Linked DNA regions of Mus musculus: region 2 is linked to region 1. Evidence: chromatin contacts called from ENCODE Hi-C or POLR2A ChIA-PET data. All regions are on one chromosome and are shown on one strand. The core of a region is the stretch at or near the end of the contact, and the rest is flanking DNA. Distances in the headings are between cores, read along the strand shown.

What was found. A loop is a pair of places that touch in the nucleus more often than their neighbours do. ChIA-PET counts read pairs that join two places held with the same protein, here RNA polymerase II (POLR2A).
Region 2: a loop to region 1 is called in a map of gastrocnemius, with 5 times the contacts of the local background. The contact joins the promoter of Bcl2l11 here to the promoter of Mtln in region 1. A Hi-C loop is called at or near these places in 1 of 37 maps with a recorded cell type or tissue (gastrocnemius). POLR2A ChIA-PET finds 5 or more read pairs at or near these places in 1 of 5 experiments (embryonic stem cell).

Annotation. Positions count from the first base shown.
Region 1 is chr2:127,789,958-127,796,386 of GRCm38, reverse strand. Mtln (mitoregulin) reads left to right here and starts at 3,899. Exons shown (of 2, transcript NM_001384135.1): 1 at 3,899-4,253; 2 at 4,555-5,005. The coding sequence starts at 3,920. The coding sequence ends at 4,090.
Region 2 is chr2:128,123,463-128,129,891 of GRCm38, reverse strand. It overlaps Bcl2l11 (BCL2-like 11 (apoptosis facilitator)), which reads right to left and starts at 3,854. Exons shown (of 4, transcript NM_207680.2): 1 at 3,640-3,854; 2 at 878-1,272. The coding sequence starts at 1,259. Acoxl (acyl-Coenzyme A oxidase-like) reads right to left here. Exons shown (of 18, transcript NM_028765.3): 18 at 5,999-6,429.

The DNA.
Region 1 (6,429 bases), core at 2,650-5,149:
TTGTGTCCCAAAGGTTTGGGTACGTTGTGGCTTCATTTTCATTAAACTCTAAAAAGTCTTTAATTTCTTTCTTTATTCCTTCCTTGACCAAGGTATCATTGAGAAGAGTGTTCAGTTTCCATGTGAATGTTGGCTTTCTGTTATTTATTTTGTTATTGAAGATCAGCCTTAGTGCATGGTGATCTGATAGGATACATGGGACAATTTCAATATTTTTGAATCTGTTGAGGCCTGATTTGTGACCTATTATGTGGTCAATTTTGGAGAAGGTACCATGAGGTGCTGAGAAGAAGGTATATCCTTTTGTTTTAGGATAAAATGTTCTGTAGATATCTGTCAGATCCATTTGTTTCATCACTTCTGTTAGTTTCAGTGTGTCCCTGCTTAGTTTCTGTTTCCATGATCTGTCCATTGGTGAAAGTGGTGTGTTGAAGTCTCCCACTATTATTGTGTGAGGTGCAATGTGTGCTTTGAGCTTTACTAAAGTTTCTTTAGTGAATGTGGCTGCTCTTGTATTTGGAGCATAGATATTCAGAATTGAGAGTTCCTCTTGGAGGATTTTACCTTTGATGAGAATGAAGTGTCCCTCCTTGTCTTTTTTGATGACTTTGGGTTGGAAGTCAATCTTATCAGATATTAGGATGGCTACTCCTGCTTGTTTCTTCATACCATTTGCTTGGAAAATTGTTTTCCAGCCTTTCATTCTGAGGTAGTGTCTATCTTTTTCTCTGAGATGAGTTTCCTGTAAGCAGCAAAATGTTGGGTCTTGTTTGTGTAGCCAGTTTGTTAGTCTATGTCTTTTTATTGGCGAGTTGAGACCATTGATGTTAAGAGATATTAAGGAAAAGTAATTGTTGCTTCCTGTTATTTTAGTTGTTAAAGGTGGCATTCTGTTCTTGTGGCTGTCTTCTTTTAGGTTTGTTGAGGGATTACCTTCTTGTTTTTTCTAGGGCGTTGTTCCCGTTCTTGTATTGGTTTTTTTCTGTTATTATCCTTTGAAGGGCTGGATTCGTGGAGAGATAATGCGTGAATTTGGTTTTGTCGTGGAATACTTTGGTTTCTCCCTCTATGATAATTGAGAGTTTGGCTGGGTATAGTAGCCTGGGCTGCAGTTTGTGTTCTCTTAGTGTCTGTATAACATCTGTCCAGGCTCTTCTGGCTTTCATAGTCTCTGGTGAAAAATCTGGTGTAATTCTGATAGGCTTGCCTTTATATGTTACTTGACCTTTTTCCCTTACTGCTTTTAGTATTCTATCTTTATTTAGTGCATTTGATGTTCTGATTATTATGTGTCGGGAGGAATTTCTTTTCTGGTCCAGTCTATTTGGAGTTCTGTAGGCTTCTTGTATGTTCATATGCATCTCATTCTTTAGATTTGGGAAGTTTTCTTCAATAATTTTGTTGAAGATGTTTGCTGGACCTTTGAGTTGAAAATCTTCATTCTCATCCACTCCTATTATCCGTACGTTTGGTCTTCTTATTGTGTCCTGGATTTCCTGGATATTTTGAGTTAGGATCTTTTTGCATTTTCCATTTTCTTTGATTGTTGTGCCAATGTTCTCTATGGAATCTTCTGCACCTGAGATTCTCTCTTCCATCTCTTGTATTCTGTTGCTGATGCTCAAATCTATGGTTCCAGATTTCTTTCCTAGGGTTTCTATCTCTAGTGTTGCCTCGCTTTGAGTTTTCTTTATTGTGTCTACTTCCCTTTTTAGGTCTAGTATGGTTTTGTTCATTTCCATCACCTGTTTGTATGTTTTTTCCTCTTTTTCTGTAAGGACTTCTACCTGTTTGATTGTGTTTTCCTGTTTTTCTTTAAGGACTTGTAACTCTTTAGCAGTGTTCTCCTGTATTTCTTTAAGTGATTTATTAAAGTCCTTCTTGATGTCCTCTACCATCATCATGAGATATGCTTTTAAATCTAGGTCTAGGTTCTCGGGTGTGTTGGGGTTCCCTGGACTGGGCGAAGTGGGTGTGCTGGGTTCTGGTGATGGTGAGTGGTCTTGGTTCCTGTTAGTAAGATTCCTCCGTTTACCTTTCGCCATCTGGTAATCTCTGGAGTTAGTAGTTATAGTTGACTCTGTTTAGAGATTGTTCTTCTGGTGATTCTGTTACCGTCTATCAGCAGACCTGGGAGACAGATTCTCTCCTCTGAGTTTCAGTGCTCAGAGCACTCTCTGCTGGCAAGCTCTCTTACAGGGAAGGTGCGCAGATATCTTGTATTTGGACCTCCTCCTGGCCGAAGAAGAAGGCCCAAAACAGGACCTTTCTCAGACACTGTGTTGCTTTGGCAGTTCCCAGGTGGTACAGACTCTCACCTAAGCAGACTAAATTCCTAAGTTCCTTGGAGTCCCGGGACCAAGATGGCGACCGCTGCTGCTGTGGCTTAGGCCGCCTCCCCAGCCGGGCGGGCACCTGTCCTCCGGTCCGGACGGTGGCCGGCTGTCCCCGGCCCACAAAGGGTGCTGCCTCAGCGCCTCTGTGCTTCCGCCTGTTCCAGAAGCTGTCAGGTTCTCTGGCGCACCCTCTCACCTGTTCAGACTAATTTCCTAAGTTCGGCGGGTCCCGGACCAAGATGGCGACCGCTGCTGCTGTGGCTTAGGTCGCCTCCCCAGCCGGGCGGGCACCTGTCCTCCGGTCCGGAAGGTGGCTGGCTGTCCCCGGCCCACACAGGGTGCTGCCTCAGCCCCTCTGTGCTTCTGCCTGTTCCAGAGGCTGTCAGGTTCTCTGGCGCACCCTCTCACCTGTTCAGACTAATTTCCTAAGTTCGGCGGGTCCCGGACCAAGATGGCGACCGCTGCTGCTGTGGCTTAGGCCGCCTCCCCAGCCGGGCGGGCACCTGTCCTCCGGTCCGGACGGTGGCCGGCTGTCCCCGGCCCACAAAGGGTGCTGCCTCAGCGCCTCTGTGCTTCCGCCTGTTCTAGAAGCTGTCAGGTTCTCTGGCGCACCCTCTCACCTGTTCAGACTAATTTCCTAAGTTCGGCGGGTCCCGGACCAAGATGGCGACCGCTGCTGCTGTGGCTTAGGTCGCCTCCCCAGCCGGGTGGGCACCTGTCCTCCGGTCCGGAAGGTGGCCGGCTGTCCCCGGCCCACACAGGGTGCTGCCTCAGCGCCTCTGTGCTTCCGCCTGTTCTAGAAGCTGTCAGGTTCTCTGGCGCACCCTCTCACCTGTTCAGACTAATTTCCTAAGTTCGGCGGGTCTCAGACCAAGATGGCGACCGCTGCTGCTTCTCTTTTTTAAGTACTTAAAGGTCATTGGTCTGACAATGTCCACTTTTTATTCCATTGATGAGAGCTGTGGCTATTGCATTGACACTAGTAACTTGGAAGATTATATATTAAAATACCCTGTATACTGGGGTAAGAGAAAACGTATTAAAGACCATTTCATCTAAATTTGTTCTTTTTAAGTGTTATTAAGTTTTTTTCTCTATTTGTTTATTTTAAAATCGAGTTACCAGAAAGCTTAGATAAGAAAAACGAACAAAGCCGGGCGTGGTGGCGCAGGCGTTCCAGCACTTGGGAGGCAGAGGCAGGCGGATTTCTGAGTTCGAGGCCAGCCTGGTCTACAAAGTGAGTTCCAGGACAGCCAGGGCTATACAGAGAAACCCTGTCTCGAAAAACCAAAAAGAAAGAAACAAAACAAAACAAAAACGAACAATAGTAGATAACACTTCGGGTATGATGCAAGTGAATATCTGACTAATGTCAAACAAGAAATGTAGAAGAAACGCGGAGCCCATCAGAAACCAAGACCATCTCACATCACAGTTAAGACTCCTGATCTAAGAGTCAGGGAACTCTGCTTCCTTTCCTGTCCTTTCCTCGCGCAGACTCAGAGCGGGCCTCAAGCGAGCGCTGTGGCATCTGATCCTTGCGCCAATCCGTAGCTCACTCTACTTTGTGCTGAGTGGTTGCAATGGCGGACGTGTCTGAGAGGACGCTGCAGGTGTCCGTGCTAGTGGCTTTCGCCTCTGGAGTGGTCCTGGGCTGGCAAGCGAATCGGCTGCGGAGGCGTTACCTAGACTGGAGGAAGCGGAGGCTGCAGGACAAGCTGGCAACGACTCAGAAAAAGCTGGACCTGGCCTGAGCACGCGCTGCAGCCCGAGTCCGCCGGGTTCTCACTCCCTAAGCCCAACGCAGCCCGGATCGTGGGAGCCGCGCGACCCAGGAGTCGTCCTTGCACGGCTTGCAAGAACATGGCTTGCTTCAGAAAGAAAATAGTTTTGTCTTCTCTAACAACTTACTTTCAGGTATTAACAGCTCAGTTTGCTGAGGGTATTTAATGGGAATGTTTTACCACGTGCGATGCAGTTACACCTTAACATTTAACTTCGAAATGGGGGAGGGAGTCATTTCACGCCCAGCCTCCACATTCATAGGGTCCACAGTGGCTTTTTAACGTGGATGGCAGGAGCTTTGCGTTTCATCATAGTTATTCTTCAGTCCTATAGTTTTCTTCTCTTAGTTCATGGTTTGCGATCACAGTACAGAAATTTGAAGTTAAAGATACTACTGTGTTACTGATTTTTTTTTCTTACTGTTTTTCAACAGCTTGTCGAAGATGAAAATAAAAAGCACTGGAGAGAAATAATTTCTTGCACTTTATGAATCTATTTTTAAAATAAAAAATTAAACATCTTTGAATCTTTTTCCTCCTCACAAAAGAAAGCAGTATTTTTGCCTACCATTCAGTTTGCTGCAGTAAGAGATTTGGAGCCTGAAAGCAGAGACTTTCTGATGGAATCTCACCTTGGTACAGCCTGGAGGCAGATCTGATCAACGGACCATTATGAGTCATTTTTCTAGACATATTCAGAAAACCTAGGAGCTGTGTCAAATGCCTGAATTAAGCATTACAAATGCAAGATATTTGCACTTTGAAGAATGTAGAGAGTAAAAAAACTAAAATTAAAAAAAATAATGCATGTGATATAACGGAATATATATGTGAAAGAGAAACTGTTGAGTAAGCTTAAAGATAAATGCCAGTCCTATCAAGTGACCAAAGCCTTGGTTATTTATAAGATGTATTTCTGACGCATTGTCTACATTTTTAAGAAAATCAGTTTGTTCTCCAGGGAAACACCATGGCCCATTTTCCTAGGATTATTGAGCCTTATATGTGACTTAGATCTTATTCTATGAATCCAGCAAGGGCTGAAACGCCAGTTTTCAGAGAGCCATCCTGTCTGGGCTTTAGTTGGCTGAAGCTTTCTAGTCAGCATTCCTCACTGAGAACTAGGTGAAGATCTTTGAGGTAGAATAGGGTTCTTATCTGCCTGTGGGTGGTGGCGGTGGGCAGTTGTGTGGGGACCAGAGGTCAGCATCAGTGCCTTCCTGGACTGTTCTTCACCTTTTCTTCTTCTCTTGTATGTGTAGTGTGTGTACTGAATATATGTCCACGTGTGTGTGAGTGCATGTGTGATGTGTATGTAGGTGTAGACTGGAAGTTTGTCCTGGAGACTGCTACTTCCACTGTGGGTTCTGAGAATCCAAAGTCTTGGTCCTGTAACTACTGTTACAGATTGCCCCATTCCACCCCAGGTTTTTACATGGGTGCTGGGTGTTTAAGCCAGATCTTCATGCATGTGCAGTAGGCATTTTCCCAGGTGATCCATCTCCAGCCCCAGAGCAGGGTCAGCTCTGTTGTCAACATCATTTATTGAGGCTTAGTTGGGATAGGTTTTTTGAAGTACATTTTGTCCTAAACTGAAAACTTGGGGTTAAATTGACTTGTGGCTGGACTAGCTCCGCCTCTGGGCTGTTCCTGGAAGACCAGGTATTTGTGCTGTTTTAGGTTTTCGTTTGTTTTATGATTTTTTTTTATGAGTTTGAATGTTTTGTGTTTTGTCTGCATGCATGTCTGTGTACCACATAGATGCCTACTTGGTACTTGCAGAGGCCAGAGAAAAGTGTCACATCCCCTAGAACTGGAGTTATAAGGCAATTACAAGCTGGTTCCTGGGAACTGGACCTAGGTCCTGAGCAAGAGCAGTCAATAATCTTAAAAACGGAGCCATGTCAGCAGCCCTCGTCTCATTGCTTAAGTGCAGCATCCGGCTATGTTCATCCTTTTCTAAGTCACTTCTAGCATCCTGCTCTAAACATGTAGGTGCCCTATGCCCTTGCTCTCTACTACTACTACCTGTTTGTATGTCCTGTGTGTCCCTAGCTTTGTAGTGGACCATTCCCCTGGACATTTCTTTTCCTTCTACCCTCCTACTTAACTATATGAAGTTCCCTCTGATAAGTTATTTCTCCACCGGTGAAATGAGCCAATTCAAGCCAGATTAGTGAGTTCAATGACCCAAAGGACCAAGGCCAGAGAAATGACAGTAGGAAGAGAGAAGTTGGGGAGGGGAAAGAGAAAGAGAAAGGTTGCCGGTAGAGGGAGAGACCAAAACCTCTGGATTACTTAGGGAAGAG
Region 2 (6,429 bases), core at 2,605-5,104, 330 kb before region 1:
GGATCTAAAGTAATTGTTAACGTTTAAAGATTGGGATATCTGACTTCAAAATCTGCTCGCCTGGTGATGATGTGATATGGAAACACTTGTACTCCAAGAACTCATGTCCTGCAGGACAGAATCAGGGGCAACTTTAATGCTGATGGGATAAACACTCTCCAAAGTGCCACTGTCCCCATCAGCTGTCTTCTCATCAGTTGTACCAGGCATCACCGTGGATATTTTGTGCCACTTGGTTAAGATTCTCCAACTGATCTGGGAAAAGTTGTGGAAGTGGACGAGTTTGAGGAAATTTTATGCATGAAATCTCAAAATTAAGAATATAGTTTTTAGAAAATTCTACAACTGACTGTAGCCCCAGAAATAAAAATCTACACTCTAATCTCATCCATCCATACTAAATTAAATCCCTTGAAGCAAAAATGAGCTTAAAGGAGAATTGGGGCATAAATTCATCTTTGGGGTTCTAAGTTGGCTCTGCTGTTCATCTTTGCAGAGGCTGTCTTCAGAAATGACCAAGTTGTTCAATCACTTCCTTTTACATGCCTGGTGGTTATTAAACTATTTTATAACACAATGACATTAACATCTAAGCTTAGTGGTTAAAACCAACTGTACCTTGGCTATAAACTTTGGCTAGAAGGCCACAGATTCAAACTTTGCAACTCAGTAAGTTGATGTTTGTACATCCATAAATTCACGACACAAACTTTGCAAGTTAAAAAAAAATTGTTGAGATCTCCATACATCTTGTTTCTATCAAAATATAGAATGAATCACTTGACTGATTCTATGAGGCTTTAAATGCTCCCCACAGCCTTGAAACCGATATTCAAACAAGCACACATGAACTGCCTCTTACCCAGCTATGGCTTACCCATTGCACTGAGATAGTGGTTGAAGGCCTGGCAAGGAGGACTTGGGGTTTGTGTTGACTTGTCACAACTCATGGGTGCCGGGCTCCTGTCTGTGTCAAAAGAGAAATACCCACTGGAGGACCGGGACAGCAGAGAAGATCTTCTCACAAAGATGAAAAGTGGGGATCTGGTAGCAAAAGGGCCAGGGCTGGCCGGTGGGGCCAGCGGGCCCTGAGGGCTGCCGTGGGGGCAGCGGTCCCCTTCGCCGTCGGGATTACCTTGCGGTTCTGTCTGTAGGGAGGTAGGGGCCCCAGGCCTGAGCTGGGGAGGCCTCTCAGCAGGCTGCAATTGTCCACCTTCTCTGTCACACTCAGAACTTACATCAGAAGGTTGCTTGGCCATTTGGTCTTTTTTTCTGCAAGGAAACAGGGAGGGGGGACAACAAAACGATTATCTTCAGCAAATTAAGTTTTAAAATCATTTCATCCATTTGTTAAGAATTCTAGAGTCAACCTCAGATTCTTTGTTATGTTGTTTACTTTTCTGACTATCTGCCAAGTAAGACCAAAGGGGCGCCCAAAATAATGAAGGTGTGTTTATTTTGATGCAGAGTGGAACTAAATCGGACTACCAAACAAAACAAAGTATCAGCTCCCCAGCTTGTGGAGTCAGCCTGTGCGCTCACGCACACACAAGCACAGAAGTTTTAGGAGAAGCAGCTCGCGGGACGTCTACATTTCGTGCTTTCCTTCAGGACAAACTTGAATCAAGTCTGAAAATCCCAGCGGGCTCTCATTTCCCGGGCTCAGATGCGGAGCTGGAGCACAGGAGCGGGCGCAGATGCAGAGATTGCAGGCGGCTGGCCGCCTTCCCTGCTCCGGCCCCATTGTTTGCCGAAAATGCTGAGGGCAGCAAGTCTGGAGAAGGTTTGGCAGCGGCCGTCAGTCGTAGTAAGTGCGTCACAATAGAGTTTGTAACTCCGAGCGCAGCTCCGCCCGGGTCGAGCGCCCTCGGCCGCAAGGTCCCTCCTGCTGCCTGCCCTGCGCGCCACCCCAAACACTAAACCACTTCTCTCGGGTGCAACCTTGCCGGAATGTGCACACTTCCAAAGAGGGCCTTAAGAGACATCCCTTTGAAAGTTCCACACCTAGCTGCGCGTTCTTGGCAATACCCGGCGCAAGGCTGACTCTTTCCCTCCCCGGGCCACCATGCCGAGACTCACGTCCGCCCCTTCCCTTCCGAGCGCGGCGTGTTGCGCCGATCGAACGACCCCTGCACGTCGCCACCGAGGAGGCAAGGGAAACAAAGCCGGGTCCTGGGCTCCAGGGCCCCGCGCCTGCCCGTCCGCCCTCCGCCACGCTCCGCCGGGGAGCCGAAGGTTTCGCGCGCCGCGCCTCTGGCCCGCGCTGCACCGGCCGCCGCCGGGATCATCCTCCGCCTCCTCCCGCTCCGCCCCTAGCGCGCAGCTCCCGCCGCCGCGCGGGCACCGCCAGCCCTGCGCCCCTGGCGCCGGCTGCCAGTGCTCCCCCATTGGCCCGCGCGCAGTCGCTCCCCATCGTAACCAATGGGCAGAGGCGGTGGGGGCGGCGCCTACGGGTCAGGCAGCCGAAGGCAAGGCGATTGTTGACAAACTCGCCGCCCAGCGCCGCTCAGACTGTGCCGGCCACCGCAGCTCCGGCTGGAACTTAGGGGGCCGGGCAGCTTCGCTTTGCGCCCCGCCCCACCCCTGGGCCAGGCCGGGACGGCGCGCGCTTTGCGGGAATTCCCGCCGCCAGGGCAGCGGGACATTAGAGACAAAGCGAGACACGCACCCCTCGGAGATCCGCGAGGCCACGATCGCACTCCAGGCCATTCCGAGCCAAGTCCCTAATGCCTCCGCAGTCCCCTGAAGAACTTCTCAGCAACTTCACCTGCTGTGTCCCCATGTGCTACCGAGTGCTACCGACACGAACCAAATATGAACGACCATCTCGGGTCTCGGGCATGCACATCCAGACCTCTGCCCCCACTGTTCAGTTAGCCTTCCTCAAGCAGTGCCTGCCCCGTGGGCAATAGGCTTGCGAGCTCAGGGGTCCGCCAGCCTATGCGACTGGGTCCCGGTGCAATCGGGCTAGGAGTAGTCGGCTAGCTGGGGCTTGGAATACGCGTAGCCTAAGTGGTCCTAGGGGGGTTACGGGGTTTCTTGTCTCCTGTAGATACGGTGTTCCTCAATATCCACAGGACGGTCGCAAAAGGAACCGGGCCGCCAGGGACATCCGGAAAGGAAATTGACCACTATGGCCAAACTGACTTGAATGGGTACAAGCAAAGTCTGGGCGCGTGTGATTTTAATACTCAAACCTCCGCAATGAACCCGCGTCAGCGAAGAGTTAAGTCTACCCGCCCGCCGCTACCGCGCGGCTACTTCTCCCGGGCCGTCTGGGTCGCCGCGACGCTTCCCGGCTGGACGCACTACCGGCACCACGAAGCGGGACCTCGGCTCCAAGCCGAGACCACGCGCCCTCCTTGCCCGCGAGAGATGCCTCAGCGGCCCCTCGTGCGGCATTGCGTCCCAACCCAGTCTTCGGCTAAGTGCCCGCAGCTTCAGTGCCGACAACCCTTCCCCAAAAGTGCCTTGGCACGCAGCGACCTCGACCCGACTCCCAGCGTTCGCCTCCTGCAGCCACGCGGGACAAACCAGTGCCTCCACCCGCACGTGCGACACCAGAGACAGATGAAGCCGCTGCGGCGCCTGTCTTCTATCCATCCCCAGCCTGCGCCCCGGGAGTCGCGGAGTGTTTACCTTGCGTTTCTCAGTCCGAGAATCAGAGTCAGACATTGGGTGGACGAGGGCCAGGGGAAGGGCGCCGAGGCGGTGGCGGCGGGAGCAGCGGAGGTGGTGTGAATCCAAGTGGAACACAGCTCGCAGAGCGGCTGCAGGAATCCGGTGACGGCGACGATGGCAAGGACCGCAGAGCTCCAACCAGCTGGTGACCCAGTGCCTGCGGGGAGCGAAGTGAAAGCAGCCTGCTCTTGAGACTCTGCGGTAGTTGAGCCCCCGCCCCCGCGCCCAATCACCGCGGGCTCCGCCCCCGTTTAGTCCGGCCCCCGGCAAGCCGGAAGGTAAGCCCCACCCCCCACGGCCCCCAGGCCGCTGGCGCGTGCAGGCTGCGACAGGTAGTGGGGAGGGTGGCCCCGCCGGCTGTCCTGCAGTTTGCGTGCGCCGCCCACCCCGGCGTGTTTACCCTAGTGTCTTGGCCTGCGGGCAGCTGCATGCTCGCCCATCCTCCACTCAGAATGTACCCGCCCCTCCCCGTCCGCCCGTGGCGGCCACCTCGCAGAGCGGAACTTAGGGGGCGCTCAGGGTACACTGCTCTGTGTCCAGCCCGGCCGCGGGCGCCAGTTGGAAGCCTCAGAAGGCGTCCCTCCGCCCTTGCTTTGCACAGCTTCTCAGCCCCAAACCATGAGGATTAGATTGGTGCAAGGATGGGCACTGGCCTTTGACTGTCCTTTCCTAGAATTCCTGACCTCCGGGGGACTCAGATCAGCAAGATGCTCACCCCTCTTCGTCTGCGCCTCAAGCGAGATTCTTCGTCGCCGCCGCCTTCTGCCTTCTGTCCTCCTTTAGGCTCTCCTTAGTGTTGTGTTTGTGTGTGTGTGCTGTTGTTGTTGTTGTGGTTTATATGTTTGTTTCCCTAGTGCCCAGTTACTTAAGAGGCAGAGGTGGTGGTGAGAAGGACAGTTGAGAGACAAGAGAAGCGGGAAGCTTCAGGGAGCGATGGGCGGGCACGACAAGCATATAAAATAGGGGAATGAGAAAGTTAGCTGGAAAAGAATAACTACAAGGAAAAGGAGGGGGGCTACCAAGGAAAGACGGTTGTGCCATGAGCGGTGTTGGGAGCCTCGAAATGTTTGGGGCTCACAGTGTACGCCAGGAACTGTCTATCCATCGGTCCGCCGATGCTGGCGACCATGGAGCAGCGGAGTTCAGGCCGAGCTGGGAAAACCATAAGGGGGTCGAAAAAAAAATCCCTTGATCTTCCTGAGGCCTTTGTGATTCCAACAGAAGTCTGGAAGTCAATGGCGCCATGTGCATCCCCACCCCCAGCCCCTTCTCTCATAGCGGCGGCCCAAAAAAGCTGCTCTGGAAATGGAACGTCCCACTCCCCACACGAGATTAAGGAAACTCTATTAATGGGCTACCCAACCTGCATCCAGGCTGGCAGTAAGTAGGACGTAGCCTTTTCTTGCAGAACAAGTGTTGCGACCTGCCGTCCCAATCAATGTTGGGCCATCTTGGTCATTTTGGTGTTTGTATGCGGATCTAACGTCACGGTGACACAGCACAGCCCCATGCTAAAGTCTAGCTTCTCAAGTGAATCCTGAGTGAGATCAAAGAAGCCATTGGTTCCCAGGGAAGCTGGGGTGTTCAAGGCAAAGCCTTGCTCCTGCTGGAGGTCAGGGGTGATCGCTACAAGAGCGCACAGGGCAAGGGCGTGGATGAAGTCAAGTACACCGCCGATCCAGGTCTGTCCTGACCAAGGTCTGTGAAGCAGTACTGTGCCTTGGCCACTCGGCATCCCACCCATGCAGCCCAATCTGCTACTGCTACTCTGGGAGTCCAAAGCCAGCAGCAAGTATTCTGCGCCCTCAGCGTGGAGCTAGGCGCCTCATACTTGGACTAGAAAAGAACCATACAGGGGTGGGAGGTGGGGGTGGGGAAGCGCTGGTGTTTCTTTGTAGGAGCAGGCTGCTCTGGAGTCTTCCGATTCTGCAACCCTGGACATGCTAAAAGAAAATATACAGGCACTGGGGAAAGCAACGGGTTGGGCTATGTGCTCTTTTTTAGGTCCTAATTAGGAAGCCGGCCTGGAGGCGGAGGCTCTTGCATCACCAGGGAACAAGGCAGTCAGGGGAGCTTCCACCAAGTGCCTCAAGTCAGGTAGCCGCGGGCCTTTGGGCCCATTCAGCTTTCTCTGGCTGTGTCGGAAGAACTCCTGGGACCGGATTTGACAGCAGAGAAGAGCAGCGTGGGAAGGGCCAGTGGGTCACTGGTGCCTTACTGAGGCTGCCAGCGGATATGGAGGGAGGGGAGCGAGTCGATGGCTAGAGATGAGAACGAAACTGGGCAACACCAAGTCAGAACACAAATGAGAAATTCATTTCCGCCTGTGTAATCTCTCCAAATTCCAAAATCACTTTATTCCAATTATTCCCCAGGCCAGCCAGCCCTACCTCTCCAAGCCGCGGGAGCATCTTTCTATTATTTATTAATCTTTGCACATCTATGCTTTTCTGAAGGGTTGGTAACAGTTTAGCGCGGAGGAGCGTTTGTCGCGCATGGTCGTGCGGTCCGGAGATCACCTACCTGGTGAGACTAGGGCGACTGCAGGCTCAAGCTCTCCGCTCTCGCCAGTGCATTTCCTCGCAAAGCTGGAGCAAGCCTGATTCACGAATCATCCCTCGCTGAACTTTTGCCCGAGCTTGGAGAGGGTGGAGCTTTCCTCCACCCCTTTTGCCTAAGGGTGTTTGATTTTTATGTTTTGATTTTTTTTTTTTTAACCCAGCGCCAGAGCTTTTCGAAGTCTCTGGG